Regions from separate parts of the Mus musculus genome. Here region 2 is linked to region 1. Evidence: chromatin contacts called from ENCODE Hi-C data. All regions are on one chromosome and are shown on one strand. Each heading gives the region's core, a stretch centred on a gene start or an enhancer-like site at or near the end of the contact. The rest is flanking DNA. Distances are from core to core; before and after follow the strand shown. Region 1 holds the start of Trim55 (tripartite motif-containing 55). Region 2 holds the start of Crh (corticotropin releasing hormone).

Region 1 (7,014 bases), core at 4,349-6,848:
TCTAGAAAAAAGACTAAGGGTCTTCTAACTAAATGTGGCAGAATGAGCAGCGGCAGTTGTTTGTGTTTCCTGTGGAAGTCTCCCTAAAAAGACCAAGGAAATAAAACTACATAAAGCAATAAACACAAAGGGCAAGATGACAGGAATAGATGTCTACCAAATGCCAACAACTGGAAACAGCTAGACAATTTCTGCTGGTTGCCCACTATACAGATGCCTACAAGAAGCTGGGAGTCCTAGGAAATTTCAAGAACTGCAGCCAGAATCTTCAGCAGAACTTATGGGATATCGTGAAGGTGCAAGTGTAAGGGCAGGACATTTAATGAGGAGGAAGATAAGGAGATTGCATATGGAGATTGCATATGGAAATGTGCTCCATAAAAGCAACACTGTAAGCCAAGAGAGGAAGACATGGGTTGAAGTGGGAGTAAATAAGAGCAATTCCCAAGCAGAGAGTAGGGCCCAGCACTGAAAAGGCTCAAACTGCAGAAGAAAGCTGATAGTCTGTGCGCAACACGAAAAACAAAAACCAGGGAATAGGAACATCACAGTAAGATACACATGGGGTGGGAGAGTTGTCCCAGTGGTTAAAAGCACATATTGCTCTTGCAGAGGACCAGAGTTTGGTTCCCAGCACCCATGTGGTAAGCTCATGACCATGCATAACTCCAGTTCTAGAGGACCTGACACTCTCTTTTGGCCTTTACGGGCATTAGGCACGTACATAGCACACATACATGCATCCAGGCAAAACATTCATACATATAAAATAAAATAAAATAAAATAAAATAAAATAAAATAAGTCTAAAATTTTTTTGTTTTGTTACAAAAGGACAAACCAGTAACACAGTTATCATTGGTGATGTACAGCAGGATGTCGCTTGGAAAATTGAGTTCTAGCATTTGGGAAATGAGAGTTGAGAGCGTGAGAGACCCCACACATATGTAACAGATATGCAGCTTGGTCTTCCCGTGGGTCCAGAACAACTGGAGCGGGGGCTATCCTAAAAGCTGTTGCCTATATGTGGAGTCTGTTCTTCTAGCTGGACTGTCTTGTCTGCCTCAGAGGGGGAGGTTGCATTGAACCTCACAGAGACTGCTCAGAGAGAAGGGGAGGGAAGGATGGGGGAAGGATTGTGGGAGGGGATGACTGGGCGGGGGGCAGTGAGTGAGATGTAAAGTGAATAAGCAAAAATATAAATAAATAAAATTTTTGAGGAGTGTGAGAGATAAAGATTGGAACAACCCTTCTCACTAAAGGCCTTGTAGTCTTGTTTAAGACTCATTTAAAATTAAAATATTTATAAATTTCATTCCCACTGAAGCATTTAAAAGGGCTGGGGAAATGTCTGAGTCAGTAAAGTACTTGCCATGCAAGCGTTAGGACCTGAAATTGATTCTAAGCAACCTTTAAAAAGGACAGGAAACAGTATAGTGGTGTGTGCCTATGGTCCTAATTCTGGCGAGGCTCAGGCGCACTAGCTAGGTGTGCTCCTGTTTCAGTGACAGACTCTGTCTTAAAAGATAAAGTGGGGAGTAACAGAGCAAGACATCTGATCCACCTCTGGCCTCTACACACATGTGTCTAAAGACCTGCCTGTACATGAACATGCAGACGTGCATCACACACACACACACACACACACACACACACACACACACACACACCACAATTTGGTAGGTTGATAATAGAACCCACCTCAAAAGTTTTTGGGAAAATCAAAGAATCCCACCTGAATCCGAGGTAAAGCTTCTGAAAAGAGTGTAACGCACAACACAGAGCCCTTTTGTTAATTACATTAACAAATTAATCACTATGTTCAATAATAATATAAACCAAATTAACTGTGGATAGTGCATCATCATACAAAATGCTAGATAAGGCCAGCATTTTCAAGAGTCCAGCTGTTCTGTATGAGGCCAGAATTGAAAGATACTTCAAAAACCCATTGTGGCAGTATTTCCCCTTTCTGTTGACAGTACTAAAGTCTATACCTGGGGTTAGTTTATTCTGTGCACCCAGAGTTATTCTAAGGTCATCTAATATATCTCAAGGCTTGGAGTTCAGGTCTGTTATGACTTCCCAATTTCAGGAACATCTAATTTTATGTGACTAAGCACAATTTAGCCAGCTCCAAAAGCAACTTGAGTTTAATAAACAATGTAAGAATTTTATAATCACAAAAATATCCCTGTTTCACTTGGTTTTTGCTTTAGTGGTAGGGATTTGACTCACTGGTTCTCTACAGTTTGGTCCCCAGCCCTTGAAGGGACATCAGGCTGACTCCATTGGTTAGGCAGTTTTACTAACACACGTTTTAACATTTTCTGTCCTCAAGATTTCATACCAAATACCAAATGCTATTATGTTCATATCTGAAGTTCCTACCAGGTGAGTAGAGAGACAGAAAAAGCATTATAATAAATAAAACACAGAACACTGTACTATGCTTGCCTGTGCTGCTTACAGAACTAACATTGTGGAGCCCCTGCTCTGTGGAAAAACACTGGATCTGATACTGAAACTGCTGTCACAGAAATGTCTTTTAATAACTGGTTGCTTACTAGTTGCCAGGATTATCTCTTAAGTAGACACCATCTTTCCTTTCACTTTTCTCCCTCCAAACCCTCCCATCTAGCCCTCTTGATCTTTCAAACTCATAGACTCTTTTAAAATTGTTATTGCATGCATATATCTATACATGTGTACATTACTAAATAAGATCTGCTCAGTCTATACAATTTTACTCTTATTATGTTTTCAGGTATGACCATTATGGTGTTGGATAACCCTGTGGGTGTGCTCTTCCCTGGGGAAGACATTCCCCACTCTCAGCACTTCTTAGCTGCCTGTGATTCTTTGCAAGTTGAAGTCTTTCCCCATCCACTTTTGCATGTCTACTGTTGTTTTCCTTGTTCACCTCATGTTTAAGCAGTCGTGCTGTAGGGGCAGTAACGGGTGTAGCTTCTAATACTAATAGGAAACATAGCCTCACAGCAAACTCCCTGATCTACTGGCTCTTAGAGTCTTTCCACCGCTTCTTCTGCAATGTTTCCTAAGCCTTTGGTGTGGGGATGGTTTATAGATGTATCCATTGGGATAACTCTGTTGAACACAACAAAATACAATGCAATCTGATCTGGAACATGGTAACACTTTCCTTCTCAAGAGATTAGGAAGCAAGAAAACAGGTGGCTGCGGTTCGTCATCTGCAGATCTTCCTCAGTTCCATCTATAGCCTGGTGCTATCTAATTTAGCTCTGAATCTTGAGCAGAAACAAATGGCCATAATAATCACAATAATTACACGTTATATTAATTGATTGACTTTCCTGCAAAGAGTGCAAGGCGTTTATAGTCCTGCAGATGTTTCATAAGCACAGGCCTCTTGTAATAAGGATCACAACGGGCCCATTTCTACACAATTTCCATATGGCTACCAAGGCTTTAGACTCAAATGACCTGTGCAGAATGGAGATCAGGGTCTTCACACCTTCATGCCTTTTAGGAATAAACTCTGTAGTTTTGTCTCTAGGAATGTAAAGCTTATGTGGTGTGATAAATAAGAAGCCCTTTTAAATGTCCTAGTGAATGGATTCAGGTGACATACCAGACAATCACCAAGTGCCTGCAAAGAGTATTGTATAGCAGGGAACCAGCCTGAAATGTGTCCCCCTTCCCATTTCTGTAAATGACACTCCTTCAGGCCAGCATTATATCTTGCCTTGAATGTTCCAATGAGCCAATATTATGACAAGTGATGAGGTCAGCGTGTTTTTAAAGTATAAGTGTTACTGTTGTTTAGACTGTTTTAAAGCAAGATAACTAGGAACTGGAATATTTTGGAAGATGATGTTTCTTAACTTATATGTGCTTGTGCTAGGATTTTTCTGTATCAAAGGATCTGGAGTTTACAAACTGGTCATGTGTCATCATGTCTATTGTTGTGTTTTATAAAAAAGAAGCCAGGGATATGTTTGGTGGAGGCACAGTATGGTATGGGGAAGGAGGGCCCATGCTGAGCCATCCCTTCCTCCTGAGATACCAGCCACATGAAGGAATGTAGTATAGAATAGTTTATTTAGGGCATGGGAAGGGGAGTTGAGGGAATAGGAGAGAGAGAGAGAGAGAGAGAGAGAGAGAGAGAGAGAGAGATGGCCAGTGAGCACCACATGGAGAGATGGGGGAGGGGAATGAGGAGAGACAGGACAGAGGGGGAAGAGGGGAAGAGAGCAAGAGAGCAAGAGCAAGAGAGGAAGAGGATGGGGAGGCAAGCAACCCCTTTTATAGTGAGTCTGGCATATTTGGCTGTTGCCAGGTTACTCTAGGGCAGAGCCTAGAAGAAATGCTAACGTCTATAGTGAATGTAATACAAGGCTGTGAGGTGGATCCCACCTCTATCAACATGACTCTCTTTGATGGCACAGAAGCATGCGCACTAGCTCCCTTCTTTCCTCCACACACAACTCTGTCTCATTGAAAAGAAGTGACGTGGAAAAAGCCTTTTAGTGAACAGTTAACACATGACTGGGAACAAACATGCAGTGTATCAGCCCACTAAGACGAAAACAAAACATCCAGTAAGTCTAGCTCTCAGAGCCGCTCTTACCTGGTGGATTCCTGCTTGTAGATATCAATAATGTTTTCCACGAGCAGGTTCCTCTGCAGTCCATAGACCCCATGTCTGTCTAACACCACCTCATGTCTGCAGGAGGGACAGCGGAAGCGGCCCCCTGATGCCACGGTGGTGCCTCCTCTTGTGGGTAAGTACGGGTTAGAGGCCTGTTCTTGCCAAGCAAGAAAAAAAAAAAAAAAAGGAACTGAGTAATCCCACAGACAGCTTTTTGGAGACTTATTTTCACTCTCTGACACTCCATACAATATGAACTCCTTAGGGCTTACTGTACCTGGTCCTGAACCACAAGGCCCTCCCTGGTCCATAGCCATCTCCAGTACATCCTGGCCAGCAAGAGCATTTTACCCCTGCCGTTCCCTAACCCAGAGTTCCAACCTGAAGTTCCAATGCTCAGACATGAGCGGTAACATTTTCAATTCTTAAACAGATTCAGTGGATCAGTTTTGTTTTACTACAAACAAATCTGCTTCTAAGAATTAAAAACACAGCAGGACTTGTGAGGAGCAGGTTGACAATCAAACCTGGGGAAACAATTCAAATACACGAACAGTCTCAGAAAACTCTCTAAGGGAACTGGGCTTTGATCTCAAAGACTGCAGGAGACAGGGACACTCTACAGCTTCCAGATTCCAAACAAACCTACCTGGAAGATGTCACTGGCACATTTCCTGCACAGGTTGTGCTGGCAAGGGAGAATGACCACAGGCTTCGTGAACATCTCTAGGCAGATGGGACAGATCAGTTGCTTTTCCAAGTTATCCATGGTCTGCTGCTCTTTGGAGAAAGACTTGTAATTCAGAGAAGTGCTCATTTCCTTGCCGTCCCTGTCCCTGAGTGTGCTGCCAAGGGAAAGGTGCTCCCGAACGGCTTCTGTAAGTGGTTCCTGGAAATAATTCCAAGGACTGTATGATCAAGTGTCCTTTATGTCTCTCTCTCTGTGGAGGACATTGTTCCAGGCCTGGCTCAGATGGGTGACGGAGCTGTTTTTAGCAACCCAAGGTCACATGACCCTGGACTGACTTGTCCATATAAGCCAGTGACAGGCAGATGGATTCTGACAGGTGACAGAGAACAGGAGTCAACATTCTTGCCCTGGGGAGTAAGAGAGTGGGTGGGAAGGGGATTACAAGTCCCATTTAGCAGGGGTTATGAAGGAGGGCAATCTGAAGCCCACAGTTGTTAACAACAAAAGCAAATGTGCATGCTTAGTATCTGAGCCATGCCCTCGTGAGCACTTGGGAAGAACTTAGTGACAGGCTTCTGTAGAATGCAGCGCTACAGTGTAACTGTATAAGAAGCATTGTTTCTTCAGACAGCAGGAAACAAGCCAGCCAAAGGAACATGGTAGCAACTTCTCAGGTGCAAGTAAGCAAAGCTTGTTCTGTAAAAACTCCATCCTGATCTGACCAGGGCAATAGTGTAAAAAGCCATCCATGATATTAAAAATTTCATGTTTGCCAATATTACAGTATAGGAAAATTCCAATTTAAGAATGCTTTCACCATAAAAGAGTGTACTTAGACACTTACACATGTATGTGTGTGTGTGTGTGTGCATGTTTACATGTGTGTGGGTGAACATGTTGTGCACATGCATGTGGGGGACATGTGGCTGCTATCAAGAATCTTCCTCCATCACTCTATATTATTCATGAAGTCAGGATATCTCAAGTGAAGCCAACATTAGCCAAGAGGACAAGTCTGGCTAGTGTCTTGCTTAGAGGATTCCTCTGGTTTCCCTGAAATTACAGGTGGGCAGCCACAACTGGCAGGCATTTACGTGAGTCCTGGGGATCTGAACTGGAGTCATCACACTTGTATATCAAGGGATTTATCCACAGAGCCATGTCCCCAGACCTCTTTTTTAAAAAAATTAAGAACCAAAATGTTGAGTATGTGGCTCTCCACACACAGCCCTCGTTCATCCTCTACCCACCCCACATACACCCTAAAACATAGAGACAATCTGTAAGAGTCTTTTTAAAATTAAGCTTGCTCTGTGACAGTAAGACTCAATGGGATAACAGTTGGCATGTGCATTACACACTATAATTGCACTTCTCCACCTGTTGGAGGAAGATACCAGTGCCTTTGATAGCTGCAGTGAATAAGGTGTCCTATATAACTTCCCAATCTGCTCCTAAATGTTTGGGCATTTTAGCCTTCATTCAAGGTCATGTTTTAAAATGATAATAACCCTGGTAATTTCTCATATTCTTGGTCTGCTCTTGAATCATGAACACAAATTCTGACATTTGCCAGGAATTTGTAAAAATGTTAATCAATATGTGTTGTATGTAAAACCAGGAATCAAATAAAAATGCAAGAGAAATTTTATGCCAGTTTTTTTTCCAAATAATGTGCAAGAGAATCCTTA
Region 2 (6,710 bases), core at 1,619-4,118, 51 kb before region 1:
TGTCTCTGTCTCTCTCTCTCTCTCTCTCTCTCTCTGTGTATGTGTGTGCCTATGTGTCTATGTGCCTGTGTGTGTGTGTGTGTGTGTGTGTGTGTGTGTGTGTGTGTGTGTGTGTGAGGTACTATGGCTTGAACCCAGGGCAAGTTCTTTGTCACTGAGGCCCATACCCTACCCTCTTGTTTCTCTTTTATTTAATTAATCTGTGTTCCATATTATTTAACTCACTCCTATGTTATATTGCTTTTGATAAAGTATTTTGAACAGGAATTAATCACTACTTGGTGCCCATATTTCTTGAACAGTGTTTCTAGGATATAAAAGCATTTGTGTTGGTCCTTTTATGATTCCTTTCAGTAAGTGAAGTGCTATCTCTTGGTGTGAGTCTTGTAATAGAGATTATTAGTGTCTTGTGTAGATCATATCTACATTGTTATGTCTGTAATCACACATCAATGACATAATTTCAAGAATCCTCCCTACTCCCTATATTCTATAAAAAGATAAAATTAATTCTTTTATTTTTGTGTGAATTTTTATTTTGCATTTTCATTTTTAGGTGCATCAGTGCACTGAAAAACCTCACATCACAAGATTCAGCTAACATGAAAATAGCAGTGTGCACATACAGACATTTAAAGCCAAGGGGCACTGCACAAAGAATTTCTGTGTTCTTGTGCCTTGGGAATAAAAGGAAACCCCACGAAAAGGCCTCCAAGAGCTGATATGTGTGTTGCTCCACCTCGTCCACTCGTCTCTGCTCATTCGTGTGCCTGTGCTGGGAAAGAAAGCACAAAGGATGCCGTGATGCTGTGTAAATAGTGAGGCCAGCAGTAAAGAACTGGGTTCTTGTTCTGACTTTATCACTCGCTGAGTAACTTCAGATTCCCTCTGGTTCTCATTTAAGCCAAGCGAGCATTTCTAACACGAGTTCTCTGAGATTTGCTTCAGTAAATTATGGTACTTCACAATTTATATTCCAGGTAAGCCCCGTGGCAAAGGCTCAACAGCAATAGTGGAGCCCGAGTAAAAACACGTCTCCTGATGGTCCGATGGGAGGGATCTTGAGGGCCAGGAGGTTAGCAAGAGCCCATGTGTGCCACTTCTTCCCCCAGGGACCCTCCCTGACTTCTCCTGGAAAGCCCATAGGCATGTCTCTCTCTTACTTCCTCTTCAGGACTCATTGGCCTCCTTTCCCTCTCCAGACTGGCACTTAAGCTGAACTTTATGAATGGGCAAAGAATTGGTCAGGAATGAAAGTTAAAACAAAACAGAGACCAACAAACAAAAATCCCAAACACTGAGGTGAATTTTAACCTCTAAAATGCCCACTGTAACAATAGTGAAGGTTCTGCAGGCCTCCTGGTCAATGTAAACCCACTTTTCCTCTAAAGCACAATTTGATCATTATTTATTAATGAATCACACTTCTCCTGTGGACAGAATCCTTCCTGTGTTCTCTTCTATCAGAAATGCATCCCATTCATTCACCTATGAGCTGACTTTTCTGCAACCTCCAGTGTGAAAACACCTTCCTCTTGTTTCAAGAAGAGTTATCAATTAGTACAGGCCCCAAACAGGGGTGGAAATCTGCATTGCATTACTTGTGACAGAGAAAATGGCAGACATAACCAGAAACAGGGAACAGGAAATTTTGGATAAACAGTAGTGGTGGTTATGAAGCAGCTGAAGCGAATCCCAGACACTAGAGTTTGTAACAGCATCTTGAATTGCAGGATTAAAGGTAACTACTTCCCACTTAGACATAATCTCCATTCAACTCAAAATTTGAGAGTAGATTTATAGACATGGCATTGTGTTCTATAATAGTGCCAGAAAGCAATAACTAAAGACACTTGTGGTGCACATTTGAATGTGGAGAAAAGAACAGAACACATAATAAATAACTTGAGTGGTTTGCTCTGCATACCATCATGGTTTCACAGTACACGGAGGTGAAATGAATGATTCTCATTTACAGACTCAATAACTGATTTTTTTTCAGGCTATCAAACAGCTTAAGTTTTTTCAACACAAGAGAACAATGCCTCTCTCATTGGGTTTGCGGTGTAGACTCCGAACAGAGTGTTTAATATACACAGCTCACCCTGCTCTTCTTGGGGGAACAGTCCTGATTAACTTTAGATTCTAAGAGAACCATAGGAGGCCTGAGATTCACTTGAAACTGAGGCTTTTAAGAGACTTTGTTTATGGCCTTCCTCGTTAGAATAGCTCTTTTCTTGTGAAGGAAAACACTAAGCTGGTTTCAAAAAAACGTACTGGCCTTGTCTTCAGCTCCATAATTCCTATGTATGCTCTTGGGAGGGCTAAGTGGATAAAAACTCAGACCTGGTTGTCTCTGTCCCCTAGTTCTTCATTCTCCTCCAGGCAGAAAGATGGCAGGCCATAGTAACGACAGATTTCAGATACTGAGATGTTTCCTGAGAGGACAACCTGACAGAAGAGTTAGGTGGGGGTGCTGAGGCACCAGGAAATGTCCAGATCCACCCCTTTAATGGTAACTACCTTCTTGGAAGCTCTGCACTCCCCACCTCTTCTTCTTTCCCCTCCCACTCTCTGTCTCTTTTCTGGTCCGTATCTGGCCTATCATAGTAAGAGGTCAGTCTGTTTTCCACACTTGGATAGTCTCATTCAAAAATTTTTGTCAATGGACAAGTCATAAGAAACCCTTCCATTTTCGGGCTCGTTGACGTCACCAAGGAGGCGATAAATATCTGTTGATATAATTGGATGTGAGATTCAGTGTTGAAATAGCAGAACTCTGTCCCTCGCTCCTTGGCAGGGCCCTATTATTTATGCAGGAGCAGAGGCAGCACGCAATCGAGCTGTCAAGAGAGCGTCAGCTTATTAGGCAAATGCTGCGTGCTTTCTGAAGAGGGTCGACATTATAAAATCTCACTCCAGGCTCTGGTGTGGAGAAACTCAGAGCCCAAGTACGTTGAGAGACTGAAGAGAAAGGGAAAAGGCAAAAGAAAAAAAGAAGAGAAAGGAGAAGAGGAAGAAAACCTGCAGGAGGCATCCTGAGAGAAGTCCCTCTGCAGAGGCAGCAGTGCGGGCTCACCTACCAAGGGAGGAGAAGGTAGGCAGCGCCTAGACGGGCGCCACCAACTTTGTGCTGCCTGAGCTGCTGTGGTGAGCCCCGGAGCCAGCTGCCCATGTGCTGGAATGCCTGTGCCTATGCATGTATGTGTGTCGCTAACTGTGCCTTAAAATTCCGATGACAGTGGCGATTTGAAAAAGCGAAGTTAGACGGCGGCTGCTCATCTTTATCCACTCAATCCAATCTGCCACTCACTGCTCATAGTCTGTGCAAAGAATGGCTCCCCTATTGCATCCCATGTCCCCAAGCAAACGGAGTAAGGGCAGGAATGGAGACAGAGAAGGTTGTTCTCAATTTGGCAGAAAAGGATGTCCGAAAGGGGGCGATTAGGGTGTGCGACAGCTTAAACCTGTGGCACTTGTCCGGGCTCAGGGAAGTCGGTTTAGGGAAGACGTTTGGGAGGTCCTTAGGAAGAGGAGCCAGGGGTTGTCCCTTCTAGGTCTCCAAAGAAGGGTCACCGCGGGCTCGCACCAGTTGAGCTTTGCAGGTACCTAGCTTCAGCACCGCGGACAGCGTCACCGAAGCCTAGAGCCTGTCTTGTCTGTGGGTGTCCGATAGGAAGCCCCGCTGCACCTTCCAGCTGAGCTAAACTCTGACCAATCTTACCTTTCTCCCCCACCTTCTCTCTCCCCCGACCTCAACCTCGGTGCTTCAGAGAGCGCCCCTAACATGCGGCTGCGGCTGCTGGTGTCCGCGGGCATGCTGCTGGTGGCTCTGTCGTCCTGCCTGCCTTGCAGGGCCCTGCTCAGCAGGGGATCCGTCCCCCGAGCGCCGCGGGCCCCGCAGCCCTTGAATTTCTTGCAGCCGGAGCAGCCCCAGCAACCTCAGCCGGTTCTGATCCGCATGGGTGAAGAATACTTCCTCCGCCTGGGGAATCTCAACAGAAGTCCCGCTGCTCGGCTGTCCCCCAACTCCACGCCCCTCACCGCGGGTCGCGGCAGCCGCCCCTCGCACGACCAGGCTGCGGCTAACTTTTTCCGCGTGTTGCTGCAGCAGCTGCAGATGCCTCAGCGCTCGCTCGACAGCCGCGCGGAGCCGGCCGAACGCGGCGCCGAGGATGCCCTCGGTGGCCACCAGGGGGCGCTGGAGAGGGAGAGGCGGTCGGAGGAGCCGCCCATCTCTCTGGATCTCACCTTCCACCTTCTGCGGGAAGTCTTGGAAATGGCCCGGGCAGAGCAGTTAGCTCAGCAAGCTCACAGCAACAGGAAACTGATGGAGATTATCGGGAAATGAAATGTTGCGCTTGGCCAAAACGATTCTGCATTTAGCACACAAGTAAAAATAAAAATTTAAAACACAGTATTCTGTACCATATCGCAGCTCCGATATCATTTGTTTATTTTTATATAGCTTGAAGCATAGAAGATGTACAGGGAGAGAGCCTATATACCCCTTAATTAGCATGCACAAAGTGTATTTCTGTGTCGTAACAAAACAGCGTTATTTGTATTGCCCATGCTTAATTTCTATGTGCAAATAAGCGTCTTTATAGCGATATCTTAAAGAAAATGTGGCCCCAAGGAGGAAACCTTTGAAAAAGCAGATGGGAGTCATCCAGTTGTTTTTATTTGGAGCTGCAGTGGAAGAGAATTCATTCTTGAGGGGTGGCTAGGACGAAATGTGTAAGCTCTTTGAATCAACTTTTTCTTGTAAATGTTTCAGTAATAAAACATCTTTCTGATTCTTGGTCAATTTGGTTGTGTAAGAGAACGTTAAATATATTTTTAATAAAATCTGCAAAGGTTGCTGTGGCTTTATTTTTCCTCTTCAGTGTGCATACAGAAATGGCCCCAGCACAAGACATAAAAACAGCACAACAAACAACTTGCCCCTCAACAAAACACCCTACATTTTATTTTCTCTTAAAGATAGGAACATTTGTCACATAGCTTACATTGGCCCTGTAATTTGTCCTGGGCTTTCCTCTGTACCTCTCAGACTTCCCTTCTGAGATTAAATTAAATAATTTTAGAGGTTCCTCCCACCTCTAAAACTTGATCACAGTGGAAATAACACGCAAGCCTAATTAGCTGAGGACCGAGGAAGTGTGGGCCTCATGGGAAGTGGGTGGAGGTCAGAGGACAACTGGAGAAGGTCAGACTCCTCCTACCATGTGAGTCCTAGGACCTGAACTGGGTTCTTTAGGCCCAAGAGCAAGCCTGTACCCACTGTACTACTCACCAGCCTAGATAGGAGAAACTTAAGAATGCAAGCATCTCAAGTAAATAAACATATTTTCAGTGAAAGGTCACTTGGGAAATTTTTTCTTAAAAAAAAATAGCTACACAAATACCTTTCACATTTCTCTCTATCCCAGTCCTAATAACTGCAACCTGTAGGCCTGTTATTTGCTTCTAAAATTAAACAGCACTTCTAATTTTAATACGTTTGCTTTAGTAGTTTAGTTACCACCCTAAAAATTTTAGTTCCATAATTAATACTTTTAAATTAATTTGTATATATGAAGATGGCACTTCTCTTGAGGCCCTGGAAATATGCTTGATTAATGGCTTAATAATAAAACATGAATCACTGAATAAATTGCTGGGAGACTGAAGTTCTTAAAAACATTTATTTAATAGTTCATTTAAAGTAAAGTTACACTTATGTGATGAAGGCAAGGAAGGAGAGAGGAGAGAGAGAGACCGGGGGGGGGGGGAGGGAGGGAGGGAAGGAGGAAGAAAGGAAAGGAGGGAGAGACAGAGGGGGAGAGAAGAGACAGAGGGAGAGAGGGGGAGAGAGAGAGAGAGAGAAGGCACACAGGGGGAGAATTGTGTGTATACTTAAATCCATGCAGTTGCTCCACAGATTATCAGATTGCTGCTATGGCAGGACACTTAAGAAAGTAGACAGCTCCTCTTTGAAATTCAATTAAAATGCCTAATACATGGATATGATTATGAGATATGTAAATAAGGTTAGAAAAATGTCAAAAGAGTTGCCCTAGATTTTTGGCCTTCTGGACTATGGACGTGTGGCCACATGTAAAGGAAAGTCCTGTCTGCGCACCCATGGCATCCATAGGGAAAGGAACCTCTACAGTGCCCTACATAGCTTTGGTCAGTGACCAATCTCCATATTTTGATAAATCGGTCAGTTTGGAACTGACACTGAACATCACCTACCACCTGCAATGCTAAGGAGAAAAGCAAAAGGCACAAGCGTCCTAAAATAACCAGAAGCCTGAGGGAGGCTGGGAGAGTGTTCTGCCACTTTGTTACCACTTGGCACTTATGGCTGATACACAGGCATGCACCACACCTACACAACCTTCAGAAGGTTTCTCACACAAATGAAAGATTTGCAGAAGATCAAGTTTCTTCAGAAGAGTATTTTCTGTAATTTTGTTCTGAGCATAATCATTTTCTCAATGAGTGAGATAAGTCATCTGGAATTAAAGGGTGGTGGTGTTGTATTGTTTTGTTTTGCTTTCAGAAATCCTGTCCAGAGGTCCCCTTCATATGAATCGTGGTGAATTTCCACCTGTTTCCTGCTGCCTATGTGCTTCTCAGCCAGGCAGACAGGGGGCAGCAACGAGAATAAATATTATTCATTTAGGGAATTCAACCAGGAGAAGGAGAAGACGTGGCGA

What was found. A loop is a pair of places that touch in the nucleus more often than their neighbours do.
Region 2: a loop to region 1 is called in a map of gastrocnemius, with 2.8 times the contacts of the local background. The contact joins the promoter of Crh here to the promoter of Trim55 in region 1. A Hi-C loop is called at or near these places in 5 of 37 maps with a recorded cell type or tissue (gastrocnemius, heart and left cerebral cortex).

Annotation. Positions count from the first base shown.
Region 1 is chr3:19,643,044-19,650,057 of GRCm38, reverse strand. Trim55 (tripartite motif-containing 55) reads right to left here and starts at 5,598. Exons shown (of 10, transcript NM_001081281.2): 1 at 5,282-5,598; 2 at 4,612-4,784. The coding sequence starts at 5,449.
Region 2 is chr3:19,691,554-19,698,263 of GRCm38, reverse strand. It overlaps Crh (corticotropin releasing hormone), which reads left to right and starts at 2,868. Exons shown (of 2, transcript NM_205769.3): 1 at 2,868-3,097; 2 at 3,774-4,863. The coding sequence starts at 3,788. The coding sequence ends at 4,351. Gm42189 (a long non-coding RNA gene) reads right to left here and starts at 3,991. Exons shown (of 3, transcript XR_880694.3): 1 at 3,725-3,991. Trim55 (tripartite motif-containing 55) reads right to left here. Exons shown (of 10, transcript NM_001081281.2): 10 at 5,680-6,710. The coding sequence ends at 6,665.